3 separate regions of the Homo sapiens genome follow, and regions 1 and 2 are each linked to region 3. The links are chromatin loops, found by intact Hi-C in ENCODE. Cell type or tissue: CD4-positive, alpha-beta T cell. All regions are shown on one strand. Region 1 overlaps ANKRD44 (ankyrin repeat domain 44). Region 2 overlaps ANKRD44 (ankyrin repeat domain 44). Region 3 overlaps ANKRD44 (ankyrin repeat domain 44).

What was found. A loop is a pair of places that touch in the nucleus more often than their neighbours do. Peaks named below come from ENCODE experiments on the same cell type or tissue, not always from the same donor. Only the 100,000 strongest peaks of a DNase experiment are listed, where the experiment ranks them.
Region 1: it touches region 3 in a loop (8-fold over the local background); 48 of 110 quality-filtered maps call a loop at or near these places.
Region 2: it touches region 3 in a loop (3-fold over the local background); 39 of 110 quality-filtered maps call a loop at or near these places.

Annotation. Positions count from the first base shown.
Region 1 is chr2:197,164,180-197,172,179 of GRCh38, forward strand. All of the region lies in intron 2 of ANKRD44 (ankyrin repeat domain 44), which reads right to left. Among named protein-coding and RNA genes, the nearest start is that of ANKRD44-AS1, 30 kb to the right of the region's middle. In CD4-positive, alpha-beta T cell, a CTCF peak has its summit at 4,690 (motif pointing left); a DNase peak (open chromatin) is centred at 4,652; H3K27ac peaks cover 1,264 bases.
Region 2 is chr2:197,184,138-197,192,137 of GRCh38, forward strand. It overlaps ANKRD44 (ankyrin repeat domain 44), which reads right to left. Exons shown (of 28, transcript NM_001195144.2): 2 at 2,886-2,969. Among named protein-coding and RNA genes, the nearest start is that of ANKRD44-AS1, 9.9 kb to the right of the region's middle. RefSeq lists an enhancer at 2,403-3,602. In CD4-positive, alpha-beta T cell, CTCF peaks have their summits at 7,503 (motif pointing right) and 7,715; DNase peaks (open chromatin) are centred at 7,524 and 7,954; H3K27ac peaks cover 919 bases.
Region 3 is chr2:197,110,268-197,118,267 of GRCh38, forward strand. It overlaps ANKRD44 (ankyrin repeat domain 44), which reads right to left. Exons shown (of 28, transcript NM_001195144.2): 9 at 499-577. Among named protein-coding and RNA genes, the nearest start is that of ANKRD44-AS1, 84 kb to the right of the region's middle. In CD4-positive, alpha-beta T cell, CTCF peaks have their summits at 3,130 and 3,332; a DNase peak (open chromatin) is centred at 3,124; H3K27ac peaks cover 657 bases.

The sequences.
Region 1 (8,000 bases), 54 kb after region 3:
AGGCTCCTTTATTCCCACCTGGCTGAGTGGGGGCTTTCTACATTCCTCGGGTCCCGGGAGGCCTGGCCTCTGACACCGCCGGCTGCGTCTGGGTAGCAAGACCCCTTGGTGCCTGCGGTTCTTGACCCCTCTCTGGCAGCACAAGGTCAAAGGTGTGGGGAGGGGCGGGAGGCGCAGCTGCGGGGTCCCTGGAGTTCCCTGGCGGGGCCTGGTAGCGGAAGACCTTTCCCTCTGAGGCGCCCCTCTGTTCTCTGGGGGCGGCCACACTGTGGGGTCGGGCAGGTCGCACCCTTCCCCCAGCTGAAGAGCAGCGCTCAGAAGAGCCCTTCCCCCACCGCAGCGGCTCCTGGGTGGGAAAGAAACAAAGGCCGGCTTCGCGGCCGCTCGGAGCCGGGAGCATGCGCGGTGAGCCCCCTCCCCTGCTGCTGCGGGGTTCCCGCGCCCCAACCCCTGCCCCGGACCTCAGGTCGCTGGCCCCTCCTGCCCCGGACGTCCGCTTTCTCGCCACCAGGCCTCCGCTCATTTGGGCCTGCCGCCTCCTCATCTTCTGCAGCCCAACCCTCAGCCTCCTCCATGCATTCCCAGCAATGCCTCTCAGAAGTAGTTGTCCCTTCCTCTGTGTTCCCTGGGTTTTGAGGGTTTTTTTTTTCCATTTAGTTTATTCTACCTTGGTTTTTAGCCATCTCTGAGGATGGCAGTACATCCTAGTGGGCCCTGGAGGCGGAAGAACTGGGTTCAAACCCTGCCCCCTGCCACTTGGAGCCATATAACCTTAGGCAAGTTACTAGATCCTCCTCTAAACTACTGTTTATTTGTCTGTAAAATGGGGCTAATAGAATCATTCTCCCTACCTCCTGAAGATGTGTGAGATGGAATGAAATGATGCTTAGAAAGCATTTGGCACAGTTCCTATCACATGGTTAGCACTCAGCAAATGTTGCCGGTTAGGATTTAACCCATGTTTTCACCCTTTCCTCAACACGCCCCTTCTGGCTGGCTGGCTGAATTCGAAAGACTGAGCAAATTCCAGAGTAAACAAGATGGCACCATCGGAACAAGAGGAAGGAGAATATGTCCAAGGGCCAGGTAAACATGCTCTCTAACAGGTCCCATGACTGGAGATGCTCAGGATCAGAGGAACAAAATGGAACGTGCCAGACTCCGTGGGAGGTGTCACCTGACAGAGGAGCTGACCGGACAAGCCTTCATCTTTAGTGAACAAAATCTAATCCTTGGCACAGCCACTTGTAATTTCTGGGGTGACAGAAAGGTCGAGTGAGCACGACCACAGTGAGTGGGTCACAAGAAGTGTCTCTGATCTCAGGTTACCTGTGATCAAGTACCTGTAAGCAGCTAGGAATAGTGATTGGGAACCAGAAGGCCAAATGTAAGAGGCACTCAGCACTAGAGATGCTCAGAAAATGCTGTTCCATGTCTAGAAGATGATGGATAAGTTAGTCAACTGCTGGAGTTTTCCTGGGAGCAAACACCATAAAATACAATTTGTGGAAGCATTACTGATGAGATATGATGCTGGCATATATAGCATCAGGAACCATTTACCCTAAGACCTAAGCAATGAAAGAAATGTTTAATAGTAACTATGAGCATCTATTGGTACGTGATAGCTTTTAAACTTGGACTTCTTTTAGTTCAAAATCATTTATATAGTGATAATGTAAATGATTTGACTCATTTTATGACATGAACAGAAGGATTTTCTAATAATTTTTACAATGAACATAGAGATTCCAGGCAAGTTTAGACAAAAAGACATGACACTGTTCTTGCCTTAAGTTCATACTTTAGTAGAGGGAACAAACATAACTTTGTAAGTTCCAATATCCTGTTTTAATCTATACCAAAGCTTAAAAGTTGAACCCTAAATCTGCCTGCAGATTTTGCTTGACTGTTACAGAGGTTTGTAAAATCTAAAGTGGAATATCTTTATTGGGGTATGAATGGTCCAGTTCAGTACAACCCCCACCACTCCCTAACACCTTCTTTACACAATGGCACTGCCTCCTGGATTCTGAAAGCTTTTGAGTTGGCAAGCAGGATCTGTACTTTTCTTTCTAAGTATGCTTATGCCTTTGGCCAAAAGCAACACAATTTGGACCCAATAAACTGCAATCCAAAGACGTGCTCTGAAGGACATGTAATGCCATAAACTGTTATGGGCAGCTTTTGAGAGCCAAGCATTGTGATAGGTTCTAGGGATACAAAGATGAATGAGTAAGGATCCCTGTTCTATAAGCACTTAAGATACTTAAATGACAAAGGCACCAAATGAAAGCGAGGAATATTGAAAAGAGGATGTTATGTGATAAGGATATGGCTACAGAATTTAAAGTTTGCTGATTCTAGACAAAAAGTAAATTCTTTAGAAAGAAATATTCCTAGAACAGAGAAGAAGAATCACTGACAATGATTGTTTTAAACATATGCCAGAACCTGCTATAAGCATTTTTCATGGATTATGCTCAGAATGGGATATCCCCATTTTACAGATGAGGAAATAGAGGCACGGAGAGATTAATTACCTAACCCAAGGTCATATAACAGCTGGTAGACAGCAGAGCCACACTTGGAACCAGGCACTCTGGCCACCAATGCTCACACTCTTAGCCACTATTCTATGCTGTATCCTAGAATAACCTATCGCTAGGCTATATTGACTTCTTGCAAATACCATTTAGGAACCAAATATTTTCTTTTCAAGATAAATCAAGTCAATTCTTATGTGATATATAGTGTCCTGAGAGAAATTACTTTGTCCAAGAATAAAAGCATAACATCATAAGTGACAGGTCTAGTTTTTAAGCTAATAGAAATTAATATATGTGGTATTTTTGTTTATAAATCAGTCTGAGTTTATACTGTGTGAATCATTTTCCCAAATTCCAGTCACTCTTGCACTGTGCTGAGAAAAATCAAGCCTCCTCAGGTGATGTGTATGCACATCAAAGTTTGAAAAGCATTAGCTATAAGGTAGAAATAAGACATTTGCCTTTCAGCAGCGCCTGCCACCAATCAGCCAAAAGAAAAAAAAAAAGTCTTTTTGAACACATACATTTTTATTCTTTCATAAACTTCATATACATGCCACTATATTATCATATTTAATATGCAATAAGATACACATAAAATATACATTTTAATTTTTTAAAAACAGATTGAAGTAGATATTTCATTGCCCCCAGTGGATCATCTGGCACACTTCCTAAGATGCCTATATTCCCCTTTTTGGAATCTACATACCTTACATCAAGGATCTTATCTAAGAGCTAGACCATCTATCTTAGATGGGTATCTTCCAATCATCGAAGACTTCCCAGAACCCAAATCAAGAATAATTTCTACAGTTAAAGAAAATACTGTGTATTGTTACTTTGTCAATGAAGCCCACCAGAATGCATCTAAGAGCAGGGGTTTTGGGAAATCTACATCCAGGTGATGTTTTTAAATAGTTCAAGACCATTCTTCTATGTCTTAATTTACAAACATTCTCTAATAAGCATGAACTATACTTGGTTGCTTCACCTCCCGTGGCTGGGCATGTGGAAGAAACTGAAAAAATACTTGTTAACTGCATGACTGTCTTCCAGCCAAAGTGATGATCTTTGTCATCTGGTTTCATGCAAAACATGCAGATTTTCCCCTTTACCATACTCTTCTTCCCTAAGAGTGAGACTATCCCAGAGGCAGCATGTTGAGCAGAGCCATCTCTTTTTATCTAGCATTCTATTGGGCAGAACATGAATTTAGCTACCTGTAACATATAATTCAGAGATTCAAGAGTTTTGCAAAAATGACTTGTCTTTGGAGCCTTGAGCCGCCCTGTCACAAGTTCAACAACCTTGTGGCTGCCTTGCTGAACTGAAGCCCTGGCCACATGGAAAGGCCACATAGAAGTGTTCAGGCTGACAGCCAGCATCAGCCACCGGACATGTGAGTGAAGTCACCTCTAGATGATTCCAGCCCCCATCTGTCAAGTCACCCCAGCTGACAAGTCTTTCCACAGAACAGAGAAAAGCTATCCCACTGTGCCTGTTGGAATTCTTAACCCACAAAATCCATGAGCATCATCAATTGGCTGTTTTATGCCACTAAACTTTGGGGTGGTTTTTATACTGCAATAGTAAAAGTCTCTGTGAGATTCTGAAGTGCTCTCTGAATTATTATAGAAAGACAACATTATGTTTAGTGTTAAATGGCCTTATTTATTTTCAAACTCAGGGTAACCAGGCAGTCATTGATTATTAAAATATACAGGGGACTCTAACAACAAGATTTATTAAACCCCATCATCATTTCCTTTGTGTACCAGCAAACAGCCAATTACTACATGTGCAGAATAATGGTGGCAATTGTCACTTTGCTGTCCCCTGCGAAGCAACTCTTTAGTTCTGTCTCCTCTCTCAGAAATGAATTGCTCCTTCTCCTCCTCTAGCTCTTCCCCTTCTTCTCCCTATTGCTCAGGCTGGGAACTCAGGACTCATTTTTAGATGCTCTCTCTTCCTTGCCCCTCACATTGAATCCATCATCAAATCCTGAGTGGTCTACCTTCATGACACACTTGGAAGCAATCTGCAGCTCTCCCCATGTAGAGGTTAGAAGTACCGTAATCCATGTGAGTGGCGCCCCCTAGAGCTCATGAGTACATGGCGTCATGGCCACTGCAAACACCCTACTTCAGGCACATCATTTCTGCCCTGACCCCAACTATGGTCTTCCTGCTGCTCTCACAGCTTCTACTCTCCCTGTCACAATCTGTAATTCACACAACACCCAGAGTGACTTTCCAAAATATTCTCCAGAACATTGTGCACCTAAGTGGAATCCAAACTCCTCGCTCAGCTCTGATGACCGGCCCCTTTCTTGTCTCCTCTCCAACTTCCTTTTCTACCACCTTCCCCCTCCTTCACTCTCCTTCAGCCACACTGGCCTTAATTTTCTTCTGGGAAGTTGCACTCTCTCCCCTAACCCTCCTTGGGGCCTTTGCTCCTGTCTTTATCCAGCCTGAAACATTCCCCCCAATCTTCTCATGGCCCCCAATTTCTCATGGCCAGTCTCAGCTTAAATGTCACTGCCACCTCAAGAGACCTTTCCTAACTACCTTTTGTTAGTATCATAGCACACTTGGCTTTCTTCATAGCAGTCTTCTCAGTTTATAAGTACCTATTCATTCATTTCCTTTACCTGTTTACTTCCTTTCTCTCCAATACACTGTAAACTCCTGATGCAAGGACCAGGCCTGTGTCCACCACTAATACAACCCCAGCACCTGTCATGGTGCCTGACACATAGCAGATTCTGTCAGTATATGTTGAGTGAATAAATTTACTTGCATACTATGTAGCAGTGGATTGTGATACCCTACTCCACTCCCACCTCCAGAACATCTGTTTTCCTCCCAGTTGACCACGGACCAATGGTTCTCAAAGTGCAGTCCCCAACCAGCAGCATCAGCATCACCGGAACTTACTAGAAATGCAGATTCTCAGGCCCCACCCTGGACCTCCCAAATCAGAAGCTCTGAGGGTAAAGCCCATCAATCTGTATTTTAACAAGCCTTCCAGGATTCTGATACACACTCAAGTTAGAGAACCACTGCCACAGACTATTCCAGAGACTCTAATTCTAGAGCAGTATGTCTCGAGGTATATTCCACTGGCTCTGAGGGATCATCCCAGCTGTTAAAAATTTTTTAAAAAAAAGAGGGAGGAGGCCAGGTACGTGGTTCATGCCTGTAATCCAAGCACTTTGGCAGGCCATGGCTGATGGATCTCTTGAGTCCAGGAGTTCAAGACTAGCCTGGGCAACATGGCAAAACCCCATCTCTACAAAAAATACAAAAATTAGCTGGGCATGGTGGTGTGTGCCTGTAGTCCCAGCTACCTGGGGGGCTGAGGTGAGAGGTTTGTAGGAACCGAGGAAGTTGAGGCTGCAGTGAGCCATGATTATTCCACTGCACTCCAGCCTGGGCGATAGAACAAGACCCTGTTTCCAAAAAAAAAAAAAAAAAAAAAAAACTGGGAGGCATTCAAAGCCAAATGACATTGAGAAACACGGTGTTCAAGAAAGTTAAACAGATTCCCTTATGGCAGGAATTCTCAGAACCTTTAATATGACAGTTACCTTGTAAATCACTAAAATACAAGGAAATTTGTGGTAGAAGTGCTTCCCAAGTTTACTTGGCCACAAAACTCCCTTTCTTTCCCTCCTAAACACTTGTCAGACTTGTTCTGGACTCTGAGAAACACACTTTGGAAAATGCTGTCATAATGTAGTCTTCCCTAGAGAAAATCTTTCTAACACCATTCCAATTCATTGTGCCTAGAGCAATATTAATAATGACTGAGTCACTGGCAGCAACTTCTTTAAGCTTTGTGCATCTTTATCTTTCTTAGACTTGAAAATAAATGCTTAATGCTAAACACATTTTCATATGTCTTTTTAATATCAGTAAAAAGATCAGATTTTTGTTAAAGTCTGAAATGTTCATGAAGGCAAATATGGAAGGGTAGAAACTGGTGGCAATTTCAAGTTGAATTAAAATGAGATGCAGAGTTTAGAGTCTCTTTCCTGTATTAGAGTAGGCAGCAGTGAGATTCTCTATTTAAATTGTGAAAGTTTCTTTAATGAGCATCAGAGAAGCGGCTTCATGTTTGGGGCACTGGAAGAGCCTTAGTTTTCTCCCCTAGTTGATGGGGCCGGGGGTGGTGGAGATTCCCTGATGATGGAGTGGCAAACTGTGCAGGTAAATTATTGGTCCCAGCTGACAATCAGTACTTGAGAAGGCTGAGGCAGCTTAGAAATAGGAAGTTAAAATATTCATGCCAAGCATCCAGCGTTTGTTTAATCAGGGCTAATGATTAGTTTCTTAATGAAATTTTACAAGCTCAGTTGAACACAGAAAACATTTGCTTCTCTAAAAGCAAACAGGTCTGTTTCTATTATAATCAGACATCTGAACCACAGAAGACCCCCAGCCCTTAGGAGTACAGAGGTGAATCTGTTCAGGAACTTCCGAGTTTTCTTTGAAGATGATAGTGGCCAAAGAGTGATGGGAGAAGGAAGCTGGCGATCAACAAGATTTGAAACTGCAGGATCTAATGCCACAGACCCTGACATAAACTTTGGGCAGTTGTGCTAAACACAGCAGCTCTCAAGTAGAGGGACAGATGATCAAAGGAGCTAATATAGTCAGTGGTTATGCTAGAATGTCTGTTTGGGAGGGCTTTGGAGTGACAGTCTAACTGGAACTACTTTTACATTTCTGGCAGGCTGTTCTTACTTAGGTTATATGAGAAAATTAAATAAAATGAAATTTAAAATTCAGTGAAACAGGAGAAGGAAGGATGATTAGGGAGAACAAAAGGGATTTTTAGATCAGTGAAACTATTCTGTATGATATTATAATGGTGGATGTAAGATATGCACTTGTCAAAACCCACAGACTGTACAACACCAAGACAGAATTCTCATGTAAACTATGGACTTTGGGTGATCGTCAAGTGTCGGTTTGTCATGATGATGTTCATCGATTGTAACAAATGTGCCACTCTTGGGTGGGATGTTAATAGCGGGAGGAAGCCAACCATGTGTAGGGGCAGGTGGTATAGGGGAAGTCTCTTAACTCTGCTTAATTTTGCTGTGAACCTAAAACTGCTATAAAAACTTTAAGCCTTCTTTTAGAAATTCAATTAAAAGGTTTCAAAAGATGTTTTAAGTCATATTTAGTATAAGATGGAGAAAACAATTGCCTAAGTCAAAAATTACTCCCATTATTATTACCATGTCCGTTATTTTTCTTCTTTTTTTTTTTTTTTTTTGAGATAATGTCTCACTCTTGTCTCCCAGGCTGGAGTGCAGTGGCATGATCTTGGCTCACTGCAACCTCCACCTCCCAGCGTCAAGTAATTCTCCTGCCTCAGCCTTCCAAATAGCTGGGATTACAGGTGCCCACCACCACACTCGACTAACTTTTGCATTTT
Region 2 (8,000 bases), 74 kb after region 3:
ATAAGTGGCATCACTAGAATTCTCTAAGACCAAAAATTGGTGTGGCCAAGATTGCTAACTACTCACTAAAATCCATGCCGTCTCTTTGGGGGCACACAGATACACTAATTCCTTACTCTCCCTCGTAGCTAGGTATGGCCATGGCTAAATTCTGGTCCATGGAATATAAGTGGAAGTGATGTATGCTAATTCCAAGCTGACCCATAAAAATCCTTCCATGGTGGCCGGGCGCAGTAGCTCACGCCTGTAATCTCAGCACTTTGGGAGGCCGAGGCAGGCAGATCACCTGAGGTGAGGAGTTCAAGACCAGCCTGGCCAACATGGTGAAACCCTGTCTCTACTAAAATATAAAAATTAGCTGGGCATGATGGCGGGTGCCTGTAATCCCAGCTACTTGGGAGGCTGAGACAGGAGAATCGCTTGACCCGGGAGATGGTGGTTGCAGTGAGCCGAGATCACGCCACTGCACTCCAGCCTGGGCAGCTGAGCGAGACTCCATCTCAAAAAAAAAAAAAAAAAAAAAAATCCTTCCATGCTTTTCCTCCATGCTCTTTTTCCCTTTGGGGTGGCAGGACTGCACACAACCCCTGTGGTGATCTTAGAGGCCACATGTTGCTACCTGGGATCCTGTTTGGAAAAGGACCACCCCTCTAATATGTTCATAAAGAGACCTAAACTTCATACATCATACATCCATCATACATTTAGGGGTCTATGTGTAACAGTAGTTAACCTATCTAATTCAGTGATAAGTTACAACTGAAGTTAGGCTCCCCTAACCTTTACCAGCTAGCAACTGTTTTGTCACTTTCCCAAAAAGAAATGAAGGCCATTCAGGGGCCAGTACAAACTTTTTTGGTATGTATGACAGAACAAAAGTTCCATTTGCTCATGATCATTAGGAAAATATAGTAACCATGGCTTGGGCTTCCCTGGGCTTGGGCCACAGCCACAAAACAGGCTGGGTGGATTCCCGTGATGTCAGAACACTGGAAAGGGAGCTTGCTGGCCTGGCCTTGGCTCAGAAGCACAGGTCGCAACCCGCAGGCCCTGGACAAATGCCCAACTGCCTTCTGGAGTAGCCTGTCCCTGGCCTCATCTGTGCTTACCTTGCAAAAATGTCACAAACCATTGTCCTGTTGTGCTTAGTGCCAGCTGGGGAGAAGCTGCCAAAAGCTTTTGCAAAAGCCACACCAACCTGCACTGCCATGGAACAATGGCTACACCAAATGACTCGCCTTCTGAATAAAGCATTCAGCCGACCAGACAGACGTAATCCACCTCCCTGTGGCAAAGCTCCTCTTACACTGAAGATGTAGTTGACAACTTCTGTTTCTACTTAACACTAGAGACTTTAAAGAGAACTCCTCTCCCTGGTGGACTTCAGTATTTCACAATTGAATTACATTAAGAGAATTAGTAGCATGTACTGTACATAATTGCTTGTTCAACTCAAATCTAGGAAACTACTAAAAGGGTAAATCATTGACTAAATCATTTTACCTTTCTTTATTGAAGGTTTGTTTTTTTGTGTCAGGACCTTCCAGATACAGTGATTCTTAATCTTTTGGGAGTCAGATACCTTTTTAAGAACTTGATGAAATAGTTTGATTCATTTCACACAAAATATGTATATAGTGCACATATCTACTGCCTGTGACTTCAGAGGGCACACAGGATGCCTAGTTCACCCACTGATCCCAGACCCAGAGTCATGAACCTTTTAGGGCAAGGGTCAGCAAACTTTCCCTAAAAAAACAGATAGTAAATATCTTTGGCTTTGTGAGCCACTTATAGTCTGTTTCACAACTACCCAATTCTGCTGTTGCAGTGCAAAAGTAGCCACAGATAATACATAAATGAATGAGTATGGCCGTGTTCCAACAAAACTGTATTTATGAACACCAAATTTGAATTTCAGGTCATTTTCATGTGTCACAAAATATTATTCTTCTCTTGATTTTTTTCTCAACACTTGAAAAATAAAAACCATTTTTAGCAGGAGGCCTGCAGAAAAAAATGTATGATGTACCATAGGTTGCCAACCACTGCTGCAGGGCATGGGTTCCAGGGGTTCATCACCTTGGAAAAAAAATTGCACCTCTATTATCACTGACTTCTGATTGGAATTTAGCATTTCCTTCCACTATGAATGTAGGCCATAAACCACAGTAGCAACATCAGTAACTGTAATGCTGTCACCAGCAGAAATCACAGGTATGTTCATATAACATTAGAGTTGTTGCACACAACTCAAAATACTGATTATGCTCATCACTATATTTAAATTATGCTCACTCTTAGATCTTCTGCTGTATCTGGTTATTTAACCAGATTTTTTTTTTGAGGTAGGGTCTTACTCTGTCAACCAGGCTAGAGTGCAGTGGCGTGATCAAAGTTCACTGCAGCCTCGAACTCCTGGGCTCAGGCAATCCTCCCACCTGTGCCTCCATCACTATGCCCGGCTAATTTTTCTTTTTTTTTTTTTTTTTTTTTTTTTTTTTTTTTTTAGAGACAGAGTTTCACCATGTTGCCCAGGTCTCAAACTCCTGGGCTCAAGTGATCTGCCCAACTCAGCCTCCCAAAATTCTGGGATTATAGGCATGAACCACTGCGCCCAGCCTAAATGTGTTATTTTTTTTAAAAGCACATATATTACCATATTACAAAGTATATTTTTAATATTTGGGTAACTGTATCTCAATAACTGATTTCCATTGTAACCCTAGATATTTTATTTCTTATATAGGGTTTAAGAACAGTGTCCTGAGAAACAGTCTGGAGCTTTCACCAGATATCAAGAGTCCATGGTATATAAAAGGTTAAGAGTCCTTTCCTGCTCCAGGCTAACAGGGCCTGAGTAGCAAAACCACAGTATCTCTTACCAGAGTATTCACATCTTCAGTTTTATGGATGAGCATCCGGATCTCCTCTGGATCACCGCTGAAGATTGCCTGAACCAATGGTGGCTGCAAACACAAGAGAATGGGAATCAGAACTAAAATTAATACATCTGATCACATACAGATGCAGATGGTGAGAAGATTTGTTCCTTAAAAGTTTATTGAACCATTATCAGTTGGCAGACAAAGATGAATAAGACTCAGACCAACCCTTACAAGAAGTCCAGTGGGGGAGATATTTACATAAAGAAATAACTATTATACAATCTGAAAGCCAGGCCAGATAGTCTCTAACCTGAACTATGAACTACAGTGAATGTACCATGAACACCACCCATCACTGAAACTTTGATAGGCCCTTAAATCCCTGACAAGGAAACTACTAAATCTGTGGTTTTGTGCATACAATCCCTGTTATGAATTGAATTGTATCCCCACCAACATTGATATGTTGCAAGCCCTAACCCCCAAAGCGACTGTATTTGGAGACAGGGCCTTTAAGGAGATAATTCAGATTAAAAGAGGTCGTAAGGGTGTGGCCCTGATCCAATAGGACCGGTGTCTTCATAAGAAGAGGAAGAGACACCAGAGCTCACGTTCTCATTCTCTCTCTCTCTCTCTCTCTCTCTCTCTCTCTCCCTCTTCTTCTCCCTCTCTCTCTTTCTTCTCTCTCACACAGGAGGAAAGGCCATGTGAAGACACAGTGAAAACGTGGCCGTTGGTAAGCCAGGAAGAGAGGCCTCACCAGAAACTAACCCTGATTTTGGACTTCCAACCTCCAGAACTGGGAGAACAAAAATTTCTGTTGCTTAAGCCATCCAGTCTATAGTATTTTGTTATGGCAGCCTGAGCAAACTAAGACAGTTCCCTATGATTCCTCTACTTCTTGTTAGACAATGTTCCTTGTTATCCTCAAATAATTCCATTCCTAGAGGATGCTAATGGCCATGTTTCTGGCCACCGGAACACTTTTGTGTCGGTATTTGGAAAACCCTTGAAATCATTCCCAAATGCCTCCCATAGCTTTAGCCAACAAGTACTGTCTTAAACATGATTACATCTACTGCTTATTAAAAGTAAGTGGCACGATGGCAGTTTAGGGAAGAAGAGGGGGGTGTTACCAAGCTCTTATTATTGAACTCATCTACATTAAACAAGACCCCAGCATGCAGTAGAAGGATCTATATAGTGTGATGGAAACACAACCAAAAGAACAGCTAGCTCCACTTGGGTAGGAGGCTGGGTGAAGACAAGGGTGTATCCAAAAAAGCTTAAGGAAGGCACCTTAATGAATAAATATGATTTGCTGACAGGGAAGGAAGACAGAGGAGGTACAGGTGTGCAAAGGTGTGGATGTGCAAAGAACCTGATATGTTACTGACCAGAGTGTGGGGTAAAAGAGGAACAGTGGCAGGCTTTAGGGTTGATGTTGGGCTTGCCTGCATGGCAAAAAATGCTATTCAAAGCCAGTCTCACACTTGCTAGCCACATGCAAAGCCCATTTCTACATGCAACTTGGGGGTGAGCATGATCATCGCTGCCTAACCTCCTCATGGGATTGTTATTAGGATCAAATGAGGTAGTACATGAGAAAATGTCCTCTAACCAGACAACCCTACATAGATGTTTTCATTAAGAAATGTTTCACGATGACAAGATGGAGTAGTTGATAATTTTCTTTTAACCTTAAGATCCTTGGTAATTATGCACACACACACATTCACCCAAAATTCTAGAAATATCTTAGTCCTAGTAGTCGATTAGATGACAGCAGTTTCCCCAATGTGTCTGACCATAAGAATCACCGGAGATGCCTATTAAAAAAAATAGTCCCAGATCCCTTTCCTAAGGATATAATACATTCAGGGTGGGGACCTGCAAATCTAGATTTTAACAAGTACCTATCAATTCTTAGGAACTGGTGGCAAGCACTGGCCTCAGGTGAAATCACTAGTGTCACATACCTTGACCTCACCCTGTGATCTGCTGTTGGGAATGTGAGTTGTCATTTTCCCTATAAACCCTCTTTTCTCTTTTTATCCTCCTGTTGGCTTTCTTACAGGTTATGTTGCTGTTTATTGCTAGTTTGGGGGACCAATATAAGTACTATCAGTAAGACAGAGTAAGATTCCTTGAGGAAACACTATGTAAAAATGTCAAGGTGCAGAATGGATATTTCAATATGCCAGGAATTTGTCCATGGGTTTCTCCTCTGCCATAAAAATTCCCAGCAAATGAACATATATCTCTTTTTCTTTCTCGAAAACACCCTCTCAATTCTGCTTCTTGACAAGGTGTATGGATAGTTTCTGAAATTGCCAACAATTAAGTAGCAGGAAAGAAGTCTTGAAAAGAATACAAGTTTACTGCTAGTTCAGTCTTAGCTACTTACTCTGCTTAAAGACAGGCAGATCCTTCCACACTCCCCCTAACTACCTGCTAACCAAGTCTCCGTTCGGGTTACATCTGCCCCGTGGCAAGGACCACATTTCACACAAGACACAGAGCCAGACACAAATTCAGGGTTTCGACAAAAAAAAATATTGAATCTTGTTTATCTGCTCCATAATTCTCCATCTGCTGTGCTCATGGCCAAATGCTCATGTGTGCATTTCTGCCTTTTTGGACCTTAAAAGAAAACAAGCAACAAACCTCCACAACCAGAGAACGATAAGTAGAGGCAGTGTCTGACAAGATTTTCATGTTAAATCAGGAGTAGTCAATCAACAGCTGAACAGTTAAGATTCCGGGGAACAAACCCAACACAGTAGTTAATGCACCACTACTTAGTCACTTTAAGGGAACATAATGAGGTGAGCAGAGTCTCCCAGTTGCGAGTGTACGGAATACATACATTCTGTTGCATTCACTCCGTCCTCACACTTCTGAAGAAAGGCAAGCATTCCAAGCTATGGCTGGAATGTTACCAAGGAGAGGCATCCCAAAAAAGCTTCCAGAGAAGGGCGCCAGCACAGTCCTCAGCAGGGAGTGGTGCCTCTGGGACTAATGCTGCTAAAAGCTACTTTATAGAGAATTGTCAAGGCACAGAATCCCCAGGAGCCATTAGGAAGAAGAGGCTGAGCTATCATTATAACTCTTCCAATACTGAAGTCACATATATGCATACATATGCACCTAGGTACATATGCATACCTATCTACACTCAGGCATGCATGCATAGAGACACATGTTGAGTCATACACAAACCCCTTCTACTTCCCGTGGAATAAAAAAGCAGCTGTTCTCCACATCCCAAAGCCTTGCTATATGGACATCTCTAGCTCAACTGTGCCATGTGGCTACTGAGACATCGCCTTCACAATTATGAATTTAAGCATCATGGGATTTCAAACTAGAACTTCACAGATAACGTGCTTTGCTTCAACTGAAGCTGTGTGTTTGTATGGATATAATTACTGAATGGAATGCATAATGATTCTTGAGCAAGTAATATTTATTTTTTAAATATTATGACTGCTTCTTCTTTTTTTCTCTCCACACTCCCAAAAACATTCCCAGAGAGCACTTTGGCACTCCTTTTTGTTGGAATTTTAATGAGATCCTGCTGTTTTATTTTTCCCCAGGTAAACACTTAACCTAAGAAAAAATATTGGGGAAAAGATATATCTAAATACTATATTATATGATGTTTAAGGCAAAGAATATTCTAATTACAATATTCTTGCTCATAAGTATTAAGGACATATATTCTGTTGTTCATTAATTTGGCAACCATCATAACTTTTGCAGCTTTTGTCTTAACTTAAATAAGGCTTAGAAGCAAAGTCCTACCTGCACAAGAGCAGAGTCCCAAGCCTTGGCATATACAGATATTTCTTTTTAAAGTTTCACACATTTTAGCACTAGCATATATAACACGAGTGCTTTGTGTACAGTAGGGTACAGAGTTGAATAAATACAAAATTGTAACAAGGGTCAAAATTGAGAAAAACAAATAGTGGTAGGAAAAAAGGAGATTCAGATACCATGAAATCATTGATCATCATCCCCTAAAGAAATTTAAATTCCTAAGAGAGGTATGCAGTCTTTTTAGCTTCAATTGCTAGAATTTTCTTAGCATGCTTAGCAGCTGCAAAATGATTGTCAGTGCTGCAGATATTGGTGCAGTGCCTCTGGTAGATTCAGAAGACAGAAGGACACTTCCTGGGCCAAATTTACCAAAAGCACAAGTGGGATTTGTTGTTCAGATGGGACCTGTCCTTGCCTTCAAAATCACCAACAACTAGCCCCCTACTACCTTTCCAGGAGTGTTGACGGCTGCCTTCTAGAGGTGAATGTCTGCCAAGCTGATGACACTTGACCCCTCTAAGATAGAAATGGGGAACAGAAAGACCCCTTGATCTTATAAATTTTGTAGCTGAACTTGCTAACCCTTGGAACTGAAATCTAATCAGCCGAAAGCCACTTTCTCTACCCACATCCCCTATCGGCACATCCAATAAAATATTCTGTTTTTATTCTCACCCTGAAAACAAACTGGGAAAATACCAGACTTCCAAAAATAAAATGCTAAATCAAATATGTACTAGGGATAGTTATTCTCAAACTTTGAAGTAGAGTCAAAATTCCACTAGGGGGAGCAAGATGGTAATTTGTTACCTGGGAGGTAAAAGCAAAGGTTCAGGATGTGTAATTAAGGAAGTAAGGTAATTGAAAAATCCACTTCATTAAAAACATAAAAGAACTCAAGCTTCTGAAAGAGTTCTTAGTCATAAGTAAACATGCACACCATGCACATACTAAAACAAACAAACAAAAAAACACCAAACACAAAAAATTCCTATTGATCCCTGAGGATCCAGGTTTTAGAAATAAGAATAAAACTATCTAAAACCTACGTGCTAAGGTATCATTTTCATCATCTGTGAAATCCAATTCAATTATTATGTCAATTCCATGAAAAAAATATGCTACTGATGTCATCAGACACACCCTCCATTTAAGAATGAAGCCCATCATGGGTTCTACAAAGAGAGCCAAGCTAGTTTAGAGTATCCACTCCATCCGGCTATGAAGTCATCAATGCCCTCCCACATCCCGCAAAATCCCCTAATGAAACCACCATTTTGATTTTTG
Region 3 (8,000 bases):
ACGCCCACCTAAGCCTGTGATTTTATGATCCTTTATATCACATCCTTACCTGCTTTTCCTCTAAGTCATCTCATTTTTCCTAATTTTGCCCAACTAGCTTAATAAGTTTTAACTTAGGAAATTATAGTGAACTCTAAAATTTAAAAATAATTCAGATTTGTTGCTGGAAAATGAATGCTACTTACCTTTATTAGTTTCAGAGTGAGATGCACAGGATCTTGAGCCTACATAAATACATCATTTCCAATTTCAAAGCTCATGCTCTGTGCCTGACTCCAAATTGACTGTGAAACTGTGGCTTTATGTTTTTACTATTAAGGTGGATGTTGATGACATGTCTGATGAACAGTTTTTAGCAAAGTACATCAAAGAATTATGTAATTGCATGCTTACTAAAACTCCAAAACAGGGCATCGACTTTCATATGCAGGTGACTGACAGCCAAATTCACAACAAGAAACTATCGAAATAATGACACTACTGAAGCATCTCTCTTACCATTCTGAATGAGGGTCTGTGACCGTGTGAACCTTCCATGGACAGCTGTCATGTGCAGTGGACTTTTGCCATCTTTACTCTAAAAAAAAGAGAGGGAGAGAAAAACAATGGAGGTGCTCATGAGCCAGTGACACCCATCTGAAATACCCCTATGGACACTCCTAATAATGCCCTGAAAACATTCATTTATTTATTTATTTTTTAAGTATGATCAACATGAGGCTGCAGTGAGCTAGGATTTTACCACTGTACTCCAGCCTGGGTGACAGAATGACATTCTTCTAAATAAAATAAAATAAAAGTATGATCAACAATTACAAGAGGCAAAGATAATTTTGAAAGGAAAAGATAAAATGTACCTGACCTCTCAAGTTATTGCATAACATCACATGTTTTAAAAGCTTAGAGAAACAGTTATCTGAAACCTTTATTCCTCTCCTGTGATCTACTGGAGAAGGAAGTTTCCTTCAAGGTGTTTTTTTCAACCTTTGTCTATAGTACACAAAAAAGACAAATGTGTTACCTTGCATGGTATTCTTTAAGCTGAAGCTGACCAAATGGCTCTGAATCACTGCAACTCTTAAAACTGACCTGAGGCCGGTCGTGGTGGCTCACACCTGTAATCCCAGCACTTTGGGAGGCCAAGGCAGGTGGATCGTTTGAGATAGTTCAAGAACAGCCCGGCCAACATGGTGAAACCCCATCTCTACCAAAAATACAAAAATTAGCCAGGCATGGTGGCGCATGCCTGTAATCCCAGCTACTGGGGATGCTAAGGTGGGAGAATTGCTTGAATCCAGGAGGCGGAGGTTGCAGTGAGCCAAGATCGTGCCACTGCACTCCAGCCTGGGTGACAGAGTGAGACTCTGTCTCAAAAAAAAAAAAGAAAAGAAAACTGATCTGGAACCCTCTACTATTCCCTCCATTATAATTCCATTTAAAAAAAAAATCACTTTTAAAATAAAATAAAACAAAAAAGAAAAAATTTAAACAAAAGAATAAAGAAAAAGAAAAAAACAGAAAAAAACAAAACCATAATTTTTTATTGTTCCAAAAGAGAATCTCTTACTTTACTTAACTCATTAGAAGTCACAGGACTAAGGCATGCAACTGTTTAGGAAACTGCCTTTTGAATGACCAGCTGGGAATGTGTGCTGAATTCATATATTTGTTACTATTCATGATCGAAATTATGAAATTTCCTGACACAGATTAAGCCAAAACACAGAAAATGTACAACAGCTATATACCAATCATCATTATACTAAATACCAAGATACCATATGTAACTAAGAAATAGTAATTTACAGAATTTCTTCTGAAAATAGGCCCAAAAGAAAATATTACTGTTATTTTAGAATAAAAGTATCCCCAATAGAGAGAATGTATTTTCATCCAAGTATTGTTATCAAAAAAATCTATGTAACACTTATTTTTATAAGTCTCAGAGGAAAAATTTCTCTAAGTCTGAGATTAAAATACGAGGTTTTAAAAATGCATGTTCATTTTGTGATGAAATCCAAATGCCTGTATTTTAAAATGACTGTTTTAAAAACTCCATCTTGGAAAACAAATAATAATTTAGGTAAGTATTTCTTAGAGTGGACCAAGGACTGCCCACGTCTGAATCACCCAGGATTCTTGTTAGAAATATGAATTCTGGGCCAGGCGCAGTGGCTCACGCCTGTAATCCCAGCACTTTGGGAGGCCGAGGCGGGAGGATCAAGAGGTCAGGAGATAGAGCCCATCTTGGCTAGCACGGTGAAACCCCGTCTCTACTAAAAATACAAAAAATTAGCCAGGTGTGGTGGCGGGGCCTGTAGTCCTAGCTGCTTGGGAGGCTGAGGCAGGAGAATGGCGTGAACCCGGGAGGCGGAGTTTGCAGTGAGCCGAAATCGTGCCACTGCACTCCAGCCTGGGCGACAGAGCGAGACTCCGTCTCAAAAAAAAAAAAAAAGAAAAAAAGAAAAGAAAAAAAAAGAAAGAAAGAAAAAGAAATATGAATTCTGTACCTTAACCCTGAACTACAGAATTGGGGTAAGAGGGTCCCATTTTTAACCCCTGCTTTGGACTGTGGGCTAAAATAGGTTATAAAACCAAGGTTTTAACACAAGCATTTTATTATATTCTATAAGTCTATTCCTTAGAAATAAAAAAGGAATTACACATAGTCTGTGCCAAGAAAAAAAAGTTAATTAGAACGGTAAGTTCATCTTAATTGAAAAAAAAAAACATGTATCATTATAATTCAATATTCTCAGGTAGATGTGGGAAGAAAAGAAATAATAGGATCTTTTCTCCATCTTCTATGAGTATAATCTGAATCAGAACAGACTGAGAAAGGAGAGCTGAAGCTTGATAATACTTTTAGAGGAAAAACTGGAGCAATCAAGAGAATGAGATACAAAACCATCGCTGACCATGAGACATACTGGGAAGGAGAGCTCCTAAAAGTTATCTGATTCCAGAGCTAGGCCTTAGTTGTCGGGACTGCACACAGTTCCAAGGACTGAAACACCTGGGAACTACTTTGGAATAAGGATTTAAAACACCCCCTTCCAATTAAAAAGTGATGACACTTCAAAATAACTAAGGCGAGAGAAGGCAGAAATTGTGGAGTTGGCATTAACTTGTCCCTAGGTGGTGCTATTTCTTTAAATTTTGCTCCAGTGTTTTCTCTTAATATGAAACCATAAGTAATTATTAATTAAATATATCTAAAGCTATAAATACTTCAGCATTTAGAAAATATCTTCACAATATTCAGCTAAGCAATTTTCCATGTCTATAAAAGAGCTTAAAGGCCTTACCAAGGAGTAACCACCAACTTGGTGGTAGCTATCTAAGTTGCAGGCAGAGAGACAAAGCAGAAGTGATCTCTGAAGTGTGTGGTGGGCAAAGCCAGGCCCATTTCAGGGATAGCAAACACCACAACCTTCTTTTCTCTGAGAGTGCTTGTGCACTTGTAAAGGGACAAGTAAATGGAGATGACCAAAGTTAGGTAAAATGCAAAGAACAGCCATATGATCAGTGGTGACAATTGCTTTGCATCCATCTTTGCAGATCTTTGCCTGGGTTCATCTATAGCCTGAGTCCAGGCTATAGCTGATATTTTTTTCTTCACATAGGGAAACAGGTAGATAAGGTGGGGAAATTGGGACAGAAAGCATTAAGAGTATCATGGCAGCCATTTTGGGACAACTTTGTTCACATGGTATGGGTGTAAAGGGAGCTCATTATTTCAAAAAGCTATAGAAAACCAATGAAACTCAAAAGGATAATACTTTTTATATAATTCTTAAAAGTTAGAACTCAGAACATTAAAGTTGAGACTAGGGAACCCTACTGAGTTTCATGATCTGAGAAATTGAAATTTATCATGCAGGGGTACTGGCTGTTGCTACTATTCCTAGAATTGCACAAAAAGATAAAACATTCCTTGCGTTCTCAAAAGAGAGAATATGTGCAATTCTTCCATCTATTCAAAGCTTTTATGAAAATTTTTTTCTTAATTTCTAGTCTCCCTCCAATTTTCTAGCTACATTTTCCCATAGAATTTAGGGCTTTGAAATTATTGTTATTTTGATAATCCATTTAATTAAGCAAGAAGCACTTCTATTGAGTTAGGCATAATCAAGCCCTAAGTCATAAAGGAAAAATACTGAGGATTAAAATATTTACAACAAATATTAGTACTCTTTCAGGGCAGAACTCAGCATTGCCTAAGGAAGATTAATCTTTGAACTAAAAGCAGTGTTTATATTTTCTTGACCACCAGTCTCCTCAGAAATCCATTCACTTTTTCTTTTATTCCTAATGCCTTCTTTCCTCATCTTCCAATATCCCATATACGTTCCCTAAATTTACAGACATTGTTGTTCCCCAGGGTCTTGAAAGCATAATGTTCTCTGTGGCATGGTACACCCCTGGGGTCACAGAGCTCAGTGGCCCTACTACAGAGCAATAAAAGCTCTATGGGATAACATTAAGTCCAACCTGCGGTTAGGGGTGGGGTCAAATAAGGTGAGAAACCCAATAAGTCTTCCTAATTCAATGCAAGAGCCTCCTAAAATACTGGTGTGAAAAAGCCACACATTGTCCAATTTATTTTGTTTTGTTTTGTATGGTTCTAAGGGCAAGAGAGATGGAACGTGGTTGGCTCACTCATTCCTCTCCTTTCCCTTACTTCTCCAACGTTCTAAGTACCGTCCCTATCACTGCCTACTCTTGCCCATTCCAGTTTCCACCTTCAACTTCTCCAACACAACCTATTCCATAATTTGGTCCTGGTACATATAGAGAAGGGAACTGGTCCACTTCAAGCAGACATGTTTCAACTCCCATCTCTTAGAGCTAAATGATCTAAGAGCCTGCAGACAGAAAAGAATTGAGACCATGCACAGGCTAAATGTCAGTGAACAGGAGGTAGACAACCTGGCAATGGCAATTTCTGAGTCTGTCTTTCTAAGTTGTATCCAGCACAGCTCTATGTCTAGTGCCTTCTTTAACGCTTACTTTGAATGCTTGCTAAAAGAGCCTTGAGATGCTACAGAAATTACAATGTAGTCTCTAATGGAAAAGAAAAAATATTTTATACTTTCTCATGTTCTACCTATTTACAAATTATAAGTAAACCATCAATTGATTATTGTATCAGTAAAGTATATCTTTATTTTATCACAATTAAACTCATATCATGAAGTCAAAAAACAGGACCAGAGTCAATCAATGTAAGCAAAATGAGGAACTGTGAAATGCAGGCTGAACACACATCCCTCCTCCTCTTCCCATCCATCTTTTAGTTGCTCATGAAGACATCACTTTTACTATTTTGTGAGAATAGAGGAAAACAAAGTGAACATGTGGATAGGTAATGGCTGCATTTCAATATGCTACTTCCCTCAACTTTTGGAAAATCTAAACAAATACAAATTGTCTTGCAATCTACAAACACTTTCAAAATCCAAGGAGCAATGTGGTACAGAGAGATAACAACTTTAATTAGACAGCTACCTCCAGAGTCAGACAGGATGGCTCTATGGAAATGTTAGATGATCCGTGCATCCAGAGTGAATCTGGAATAACTAAGGAGGATTCAAAGAGATTTAGGAAATCGGAGGATACAGACAGAATAGATGAAGGGAGACTGAGAATGAAGGCTAGATTTGATTCAAAATCCTATTTACACAGAGTCAATCATAATAAACTCAAATCTCAGAGTTTTAAAATGGCATTTCTTATATTCTAGTTATGATCAGCAGTCCACAGGAAAAAAATAAATATTAAAATTAAGGAATTATGCTTTTCAGCTCCATTTGTGGAAGGGAAGAAGGGGCTGCAAAAACCAATGTATCACAGAAGCTGAAGTCCCTTATCCAATCTGAACTGACCACTGGTCAGTTAACTGGGAGCAGTAGGCCGGTGTGCCAGAGAGTAGCCTTCTAGCCTCTGGTATGGGGCACACTGAGAGCATTGGTGGCATGTTTTACAGATAAAATGAAGTGCATCAGACAACTCTGTGAATTAATTAAGTGGAGGTTGGTAAAGAGAGCGCCTTTATTAAATTCCAATAATTTCCCTTCCTTTGAAGGATTCACAGGATGTCCTTCAGATACCAGGATGGCAAGACAGATGTCTACAGTTTTGGGAACGCTGGCAGTTTGACCACCCACGTGCTTCCTGCCCCCTCAACACCACGCTCTGCGACTTCAGCCTCACGCAAAGATTCCTTACCAACCTCAGACGACAGTTCCTTGGTCTCTTTGATGCCCCCATTCTTTTTTGTCTGCTTTCCATCTTCATGAAAACACGACACTCCTTCCTGTCTCCTCTAACTCCTTTTATCATCCCTTTCTCTGGCTCTTTCTCCTCCTCCTGTTCCTAAGAGTAAAGGGCTGTTTCACTTTCTGTACTCATGCTATTACATACTCTCTCCTTGGGCGGTCTCGTCCCTTTCTCCTGGTTTCAACAATCACCTTTACATGAATGAAGCAATCTACATTTTTTCTTCTGTTCTCTACCAGTCTGCCATGCTAGAACACCACATTTGACACTATTGGGCTTCTCAGACTGGCTATACCAAAACCTAAAAATCAGCTTGTCAAAAACTAAATATATTGGTTTAACTCCCTAAGCCTACTCTTCCTCCTGACGTCTTTCTTAATGAACATCAATAATAACATCTATTTTTCTAGTGCTTATCATGTGGCAGATATTATTCTACATGATTTATGTATGATAAAGCTGTTTAATATTCACAGCAGTTCCATGGAGAAGACACTATTGTTTCCCTAATTTTACAGATAAACTGAGACACACAAAGAGCTTGTTTATGATTATATAGATACTAAAAGTCAAGGCTAGGATTGGAATTTAGGCGGTCTGGCCCCAGAACGGAACACTTAACTACTCTGCTGCACCACCTTTCTTTGCCGGATTTCTTTCTTCCTTCCTACCTTCCTTCCTTCCTTTATTATTTATTTATTTATTTTTTTGACAGAGTCTTGCTCTGTTGCCCAGGCTGGAGTGCAGTGGTGGGATCTCAACTCACTGCAACCTACGCCTCTCAGATTCAAGCAATTCTCCTGCCTCAGCCTCCTGTGTCGCTGGGATTACAGGCATGCGCCACCACACCCAGCTAATTTTTGTATTTTTAGTGGAGACTGGCTTTTACCATGTTGGTCAGGCTGGTCTCGAATTCCTCACCTCGTGATCTGCCTGCCTTGGCCTCCCAAAGTGCTCGGATTACAGGCGTGAGCCACCGCGCCTGGCCAATTTTTGTATCTTTGGAGACAGGGTTTCACCATATTGGTCAGACTGGTCTTGAACTCCTGACCTCAGGTGATCCACCCACCTCGGCCTCCCAAAGTGCTGGATTACAGGCATGAGCCACCACGCCTGGCCTCTTTGCCACATTTCAATCCTTACATTAGTCTTCAACTCCTCCAGTTCATGTCCCACCAAGTCTTGCTGATTTTCTTTCTGCAAAGCCTCTCCCTTCAGTCCCGTTCCCCTGTTCTCTTATTACCTCTTACCAATGCCAGTTTTATTGATTTCTAGTTATCCACTAATCAGCTCTTCTCTAGGTCCACTATACCTGGGTTTTCTTTTTTTCAAAAGTGAAAATAGCTTTTTTGGTTTTCTGGATATAAAAATAACATGCTCTGCCAGGTGCAGTGGCTCATGCCTGTAATCCCAGCACTTTGGGAGGCTAAGGCAGGCAGATCACTTGAGCTCGGGAGTTGGAGGCCAGCCTGGGCAACATGGCAAAACCCCGTCTCTACAAAAAAATACAAAAATTAGCAGGGCGTGGTGGCGTACACCTGTAATCCCAGCTACTCGGGAGGCTGAGGCCAGAGGATGGCTTGAGCCTGGGAGGCAGAGGTTGCAGTGAGCCAAGATCCCACCACTGCACTCCAACCTAGGCAGCAGAGCCAGATCCTGTCTCAATAAAAAAATAATAATAATAAAAATAATTTTTTAAAATTCTCATTGTATCACAA